Regions from separate parts of the Homo sapiens genome. Here region 1 is linked to region 2. Evidence: chromatin contacts called from ENCODE Hi-C or POLR2A ChIA-PET data. All regions are on one chromosome and are shown on one strand. Each heading gives the region's core, a stretch centred on a gene start or an enhancer-like site at or near the end of the contact. The rest is flanking DNA. Distances are from core to core; before and after follow the strand shown. Region 1 overlaps ITIH5 (inter-alpha-trypsin inhibitor heavy chain 5). Region 2 overlaps ITIH5 (inter-alpha-trypsin inhibitor heavy chain 5).

The links. A loop is a pair of places that touch in the nucleus more often than their neighbours do. ChIA-PET counts read pairs that join two places held with the same protein, here RNA polymerase II (POLR2A). Pooled maps may share reads with other maps.
Region 1: a map of chondrocyte shows a loop between it and region 2 (2.8-fold over the local background). The contact joins two enhancer-like sites. A Hi-C loop is called at or near these places in 2 of 168 maps with a recorded cell type or tissue (chondrocyte and prostate gland) and 3 of 50 pooled maps. POLR2A ChIA-PET finds 5 or more read pairs at or near these places in 2 of 52 experiments (both WTC11).

What each region holds. Positions count from the first base shown.
Region 1 is chr10:7,558,993-7,562,890 of GRCh38, reverse strand. It overlaps ITIH5 (inter-alpha-trypsin inhibitor heavy chain 5), which reads left to right. Exons shown (of 14, transcript NM_030569.7): 14 at 1-3,621. Among named protein-coding and RNA genes, the nearest start is that of LINC02642, 88 kb to the right of the region's middle. Within about 2 kb of position 1,515, at least 20 of the 41 ENCODE cell types and tissues checked have a DNase peak (open chromatin) inside an H3K27ac peak, as active enhancers do.
Region 2 is chr10:7,608,674-7,612,285 of GRCh38, reverse strand. All of the region lies in intron 7 of ITIH5 (inter-alpha-trypsin inhibitor heavy chain 5), which reads left to right. Among named protein-coding and RNA genes, the nearest start is that of ITIH5, 56 kb to the left of the region's middle. Within about 2 kb of position 1,421, at least 4 of the 41 ENCODE cell types and tissues checked have a DNase peak (open chromatin) inside an H3K27ac peak, as active enhancers do.

The DNA of each region.
Region 1 (3,898 bases), core at 266-2,765, 49 kb after region 2:
TGCAAATGTCATTTCCCTCTACTGCCTCTTCCTGCCTCTCCCCACCCTGCCCACATCCACAGAGGGGAGAGAAGGGTCATAGCTAAATGCAACAAAGTCTGTATCTTGTCCCAACCTGCTTTTCTGTTCTGTTAGCATATCATAAAGTAAGCCTTTCTGGTGAAGGAAGGTTGCTATGAAACTTTTTTTCTTGGTGGAAATGGACAAGTTTAGGCACTCTGCTTTTTGCCTTACACTAATGCTTAGAAAGCTGTCTTTTCAGTGGTGTTGCAGCCCCCAGATGTGTGGCCAACCTCTGCTGCAAAGGAATCTCTTGCTGAGTCCAGGCCACCAATCAGGCAAATAGCCCATACATTTGATCGTTGTAAACCATGAAGTCTTTTCTTGCAAGACGTTTTTCTTCTGCTGTGGTATCTTGCCCTTAAAAATTAGTTTTCATTAAAAAGAAATTTGATTGAAAATAGAAACATCTACAGCTCAGATACTGATCTCTTTCTAATGGGCTTTGTAAACCACTTGACTTTGCTAATGGCTATTCTCCAATTTGTTCCAATAAGCTAAGGGCTTTTCATACACAGGACAACTCCATGTGGTTGATTTTACTGGCATGTCTTGGTGACGAAGAGTTGGCCAAGTGAATGATGCATCTTTTACTTGGAGCTCTCCAGCCTTTGTCATAGTTCCCAGACCTTTTTTCCTTGTGGTCATCCAGGAGGTGATCAATTACATGTGCACAGTGCTAGGACGGGAGGCAGAGCCGGCTCAGAGCAGGTCCACCAGCCCACCTATAGCAGGAAGCGTGTCGGTGCTTAGGAAATCTAGGACTTCCAGCTTCCCTCATGTCAGATAGAAAAAAAGTCAGGAAACCAGCTCGTGGACAGGGGCTTTGGTTCCAAAACTTGGACAAACCTGATGCCTTAAGGAAAAGGTTAAGATGAGAGGGGACTTCCAGAGTCAATGAACGTCACCCTTCAGCGGACGGATACCGGGAGCGCTTGGGCGAAACAGCAGAGAAAGAAAGACTGTGGTCGGGGAAGTGGAATGCTTCGATGCAGGCCAGAGTTCAAGGCTCTGGGGCTGGCCTCACAAGAGGCTTCTTCCACGGGGCTTGACACCAGAGCAGCCCCCGCGTGAAATGAGAAGGCATGCTTAGCACTGGGAGGAAAAGCTGAGTTAAGAAAATTCTTTATCATGTTTGCCTTCCCTGGGGAAACATTCAGGCAGTAAAATGACATCCACGTGTTCCTGTCGGACGCAGCGGCTTCGGGAACAAGTTAGCGCTGGGGGACTATCTGGGCTCGTCTCTCTCTGCTTCGTGAACCCACCACACCAGGGCCTGTCTGCTGTGCTATTTATTTGCCTTCCGTCTTCCCAACCTCAGCTGCCTGTATTCATGCCAGAGGTGCAAAGGCTGCCAGCCAGTGCTGCTGACAGATGCTTTCAGACTGTAGAGCTCAGAGAAAGGGAGCGGCAGCTAGAGGTAGCCAGGGAGCTGGCCAGGCTCCCCGGGGCCTTCCTATTATGTAAATCCCAGCTGGACAGACAGCCCTGGAGCCAGGTGGCCCTGTCCCCTGTGGAGCACTTGGAGCAGTGATCTGTTGTTCCAGGTGTAAGTCTCGACACTGCAGAAATGAGGACGTTATTAGGAAAGACCAGTTCCTACTGCCTGTGTTGCTACTTTAAGAGCTGAGAAAAACATTCCAATGAGCTATCCATAGCTAACTTGCTTGCTCAGAAAAACATAAGTAACAAAGTTGAGCTTTCATTTTTAAAAATTATATTTTACTTTAGAAAAATATCACCTTTTTTCTTCCTCTTCTTTACGTGTAGATCTTTTTTTTTTTTTTCAAATGGGGTCAGTACCTGAAAGCCCGAAACCCCATACCAAGCTTATAGTTAGGACCTTTGCATTTGATAAAAAAAAAATATAGTATTTTCTGTTGTCCAGAAAATCTTCCCAGATAGGGAAACTGAGGCAGAGAGTGCCGTGGAGTGGTTTTTGCCAAGTCATACAACATACTTAATGCAGGGCTACACTGAACCTCCAGAATCATTTTGTTTGCTTTGACCCTGTTTCACCATCTGGGCAATCATTTATTTTCCTTGAGCATTTATAAACCAGGGCGAGGGTTGTTCCAAAATGAGTAATTGAATGAGATGAAGAAATATGTCATAATTAGAGGAGATAAATCTCCTTGTTATCACAATAGTTAATGTGTCATGATCACTGACTAACTGGGACCTTGAACAAGTCAGCATCTCTGCCTTTCAAAATGAAGGAACATTGTTCTCTATCCTCCCCTGACCCCCGACGGCCCCATGCTAGGTGCACCATCTTCCTCCATTTGACTTTTTAATGCTTTACAACTTCAGGCTAAAGGGAGGGGATGTTGGGAGGAGAAACCATCACAAGATTCCCTCGGTGCCACAGCTGTGCTGAGGAGGCCGGGGACTGGGAATCGGAGTGGGCACCTCTGTGTTTCTCTAGGGAGTAACATTCAACATTTAATTGAATCGTGTGTCCTGATAGGTGGATTAGGAACAGGATTCATTCCTTTAACTTTAACTTTTGGCTAAACGACATGCCTTGGATTGAGTGTATATGTCTTCCCCAAATTCATATGTTGAAGCTTAAATCCTGAATGTGATGGTTCTTGGAATTGGGACCTTTGGAAGGTTATTGGGTCTTGAGGGCAGAGCCCTCACGAATGGGATTAAGGCCCTTATAAGAAGAGACATGGGGCCAGGTGCAGTGGCTCACACCTGTAATCCCAACATTTTGGGAGGCCGAGAAGGGTGGATCATGAGGTCAGGAGATGGAGACCATCCTGGCCAACATGGTGAAACCTCGTCTCTACTAAAAATACAAAAATTAGCTGGGCGTGGTGGTGCGTGCCTGTAGTTCCAGCTACTTGGGAGGCTGAGGCAGGAGAATCGCTTGAACCAGGCAGTCGGAACTTGTAGTGAGCCAAGATCACGCCACTGCACTCCAGCTGGAGTGACAGAGCCAAACTCCGTCAAAAAAAAACAAAACAAAACAAAAAAAAGACATGGGAGAGATGGTGTTTTTCCTCTCCACCACCTGGGGATACGATGAGAAGATGGCCACCTGCAAGCCAGGAAGACGGCCCTCACCAGACACCATGTCTGCTGGCACCTTGATCTTGGACCTCCCAGCCTCCAGAACTGTGAGAAATAAATGTGTTTTGTTTAAGCTACTCAAGTCTGTGGTATTCTTGTTAAGGCAGCCCAAGCTGACTAAGACACCAAATCATTCAAAACGTTAATTCTTTTTCTGTTCTTTAAGCTTCCCAGAATGTACACAAACAATGCTGTTATTAAAATTTAAAGGACTCTTGGAACTGTAGGACATGATCCAGCTAAAATAAATAACAAATAACACAGCTAAGCAAATACTTATAAATGTAGCTTTAAATATTTATTTTAGTTTTAAATAATTAGTGGGGTACGAGACAGTTCACATTCAAGAGACATTTTACTTAGACAAAAAATTTATAAGAGAACGATGCATAAAAACAAACAACATATTGGTCTGTTTATTTTTCTAAGGGAAAATGGAATTGGAGCTGTTGAGAATAAAACTTGAAGAATCTAACTGCACTGCTTGTTTGTAGGCATTTCTGAATTACACACAATGATATGTAAATGGGGTAGCAACATGGGAAGAATAATGTTAACGTAATACAATTTATTGTAGAGAACAGCAAATTCACAGCAGTGATTCCTGTGCTCTTCTGAAACTGTCAGGTACACCGGAGGGTCTTAAACCTCTCAGTCCATTCCCGTCTGGGGATTCTAGCATCCCAAACTTTGATCATTATTGGGACCAGTACATTATTGGGTACTCTTTTGCACACACTTTGCCCACCGTCTTGAC
Region 2 (3,612 bases), core at 172-2,671:
TATATGGCTAATAGTAACCATATGGGAGCGTGTAGCTGCAGAACATTTATTCACCCTACCACCCATTAGAGACTTTTCAGCCATTTCCATTTTTTGTGATAATAAACCCCATCGGGATGACTGTCTTCATGTAGAAATGCCTGACGCATGCCCTGTCATTTTCTTAAATTAGATTCTTAGAATTGGAATTACTGGGGCAAAGAGTACCAATTCATTTGTGGGTTTGGTACACATTCCAAAAACATTTTCTAAAAAGTCTGTGCCAATTTATAACATTTAAAACTGTTACTAGGCTAAGATTTCCAAATGGGTTAAGAGGCTTAAGGTAATCAATGAACCACACCCCAAAATATGTAAAAAAAAAAAAAAAAATTGCAGGTGGATATTTAACTGATTTTCAAGTGGGAAGAAACTTTCTAAGCCTAAAAGCAGTATAATCACTTTTAAGCCTAAAAGTAATTACAAAGGGGAAAATCGGTAACTTTAGCTACATAAAAATTTTAAATTTTTGTTGTAAACAAAAAAAAGTAAACAAAACACTAGAAAATTGCATGCAGGAAAAAGAAGTAAGTGTATCATTAATATGTAAAGAACTGTTCCAGATTAATGAAAATTAATCCTATATAAGAAAATGAGCAAAGGATATAAAACAAGCTACTAGAAAGAAATAAGATGATTTGATAAAATTATGAAAAAACCATCAAGCATATTAGTAATTAAAGAAATGCATCTCAGGTGCCAGAGCACTTCAGGGTTTAACCTCAAACCTAGTCCAATCCAGTGCCCCAGGGTTGTCTTCCACTTCCTGTGGGAGAATGATCAAGAATCTTCTTGCCAAATAACCCTCAGAAAAATAAACCCTGCCCCAAATTATCCAGAGAAAAACTAATGAACTAAATTAGGGTCTCCTAAATGTACCTTTAATCATAAAATAATTCGGGCACTTCTTAAAAATATGGCATGGGCCATTTCCAAAATAGCTAAGAGTATTATGTGAATGATTTAATGCAAGAATCTTTAATCTTTAAAATAATTTAGTTGTCATCCCCATTTTACTGATGGAGAAACTGAGGCTTTGCAAAGGTAGATAAGTTGGCTAATAAATGGTGGTGGCAGCCTTTACTCCCAGGTCTGAAGTCTGAGAACTAAGCCATGTACCGTGCAAGTAAGAGTGTGGTTGCGGCAAGAAGGCACACATGTATGCAGCTGGCAGAAGTGCAAATGGATACAAGGTCAAGGCAGTCTTACATTTGAAGACCCAACTGAGAAGGCTGCATTGCAGAAGGCAGGGATTTCCTCGCATGATGCAAGAGCAATGTAATAACAGATGTCAGATCATTTGTTATTCTCCCCTCTTCCTTCATTCCTGGATATTAAAATTCCATTCCTTGCTAGCCACTGAAAGTCTGGCATGCACTCTGCTGGCTTCGAAGCTTCAGCATGGCCTCTTTCCAGGAGAGCCACCCTAGACCAGCCAAACACATGTCTGAGCAATTTTGAAAGCCCCTCGCTGCCTTGAGTGGTTTTGAAATCTGCGGACTATTTTTGCAGTTCTCAGCATCTCCAAGGCCACAGTACTAAGTGAAAAGCTTAGCTGGCTCTTTGAAGAGTCTTGTATATGATGTTATGTCTATTGGTGAAGAGGACAATTATCCCAAGCAAAGGGCTTTTCATATTGTGTCAACAGGCTTGGCAATGTGGGACATTTGTCATGCATCCACATGGATTCTATTAAGAATCATTCACTGTTATTCCCAATGTTCTTGGCTCCCCTCGTCTTTGACGGGCCTGAAAGACCTTGCTGCATTTATTGCAATGTAGGACACATAGTTGGCATTTAATAATTACTTGAACTATTGATTTAGAAAAAGCTGTAAAGACCATTCAACCTTAAAAAAATATTCTCGGTAAGGGGTATATTGGCACCTGGGGAGCCCCCAAAGCTGTGTGCCTCTGGCATTTTCTGGTTCTTGTCCTAATCCCAGTGGGAACATGATCCTGGAAGCCAGGACCTGCCTGGCTTGGGAACAGCAACAGAGCTGCCTGAGGTTTGCTGGCACGTGGCTTTGCTGTTTTCCCTCCCGTGTGCTTTTGCAGATGAGTTTGTTGAGAGATGGCTGTGGTGTTGGGTCAGGCAGGGTTTCTACCTCCCAGTTTGAGCTAAAACTTCTTGGTGAGAATGGGAGCTGAGAAGAGCCAAAAAAAAAAAAAAAAAAGAAAAAAGAAAAAAAAGAAAGGGAGGGGGGAGAAAAATGTAATCAGGGAAGGCTTCTTTTTTTTGTTGTTAGTTGCATGCTTAAAGCATTGACATTTGCAGACAGACATGTAGTCCTTGGGAGGATTAAGAATATGCTTTTCCTTGACCATGGTGTCCACTTTCTTGTCTTTCCTTTCCCTGATCTATAGAATTAGATCTACTACTTTCACATTCATATTAAAGAACTTGGCTAAGGGACCCTCTTTGGCAACCAAGCAGTGACGAATGGATCACTTACCAGATGTTTTCCATGCTTTAATGGTCTTCAAACCTGTTCCCACACTCTGTGTCCCTCTGTGCCAATTCTGGGTTCCCACGTAGCCTTTGAAGCTTGTCTTCCTTTCTCCATTTTATTTAGTTGACAAATTTAGAGGGTAAAGAACAAGCATGTTTCTTATCTGTAATTGTCAAGTTAAAATGAGGGCAAACGTGAATTAGTCAAGTTAAAATGAGGGCAAACGTGAATTAACGAGTAGGAGGACTGGGATCTGCATGTCGATTTTGGTTCACTCACAGGCTTACTTTATGCTCTAGGACATTGGTTTCTCCCTCGCTGTCCAAAATTGGGTTCCCAAGGGCTATTTGGATATTTCATGTGTAACCTTACAGGTGAGTAATTTGTAAGCTCCATGGACTTGGGGAACATCTTGTGTTTGATCATTACAATATGCATTCCCAACTCTTCACAGACAGTGGGTAATGACATTTGCTGCCAAACTACCAGCCCACAAACAATAAATGTATCCTGCATTTTTCTGAGGCACAGTAGTTACCATTGAGTGATCAGTGCGTATCAAGTGCTGTGAGGGTTTTACGTACATTTCTTCATTTAATCTTTCAGCCATCCAGTGAAGTAAACATTGCTCTCCCTATTTTATGCATGGGAAGGTGGAGACCAGGAAAATGATGTAATTATGCTGAAATACACAAAGTTATAAGTAGGAAAGTTAGGATTCAAGCCCAGGTCAGCCTTACCTAAACCACTTCTCTGTAACGTCACATATGGACCGTAACACAGTGGTGGTCTGTAGACCACTTTTCAAGCTTTGAGGCTCTGTTTTTGTCACCAAGTAACGTGAAGGACAGTGCACTCAGGTGAGTGCACACAGATGTCACCTACTCAAAGAGGTGCCAGCCAGCAGGCTAGTATTGTGAAAAACTCACGAAGCTGTTCTGCTTTGATTCGTAGAATTATTGAGCAACGTTTTATTATTTAACACTAAGCACTCCTTGGGCGTGTATGGGGAGGCAAACTTCTTTCCCTTTCATGATGTGGATCGGGCAAGTGACATCCGAGTGTGCGTGCAGATGGCAGAAATGTAGACTGAGGCAAAGTGGCTCGGGCAAGCTGGGTG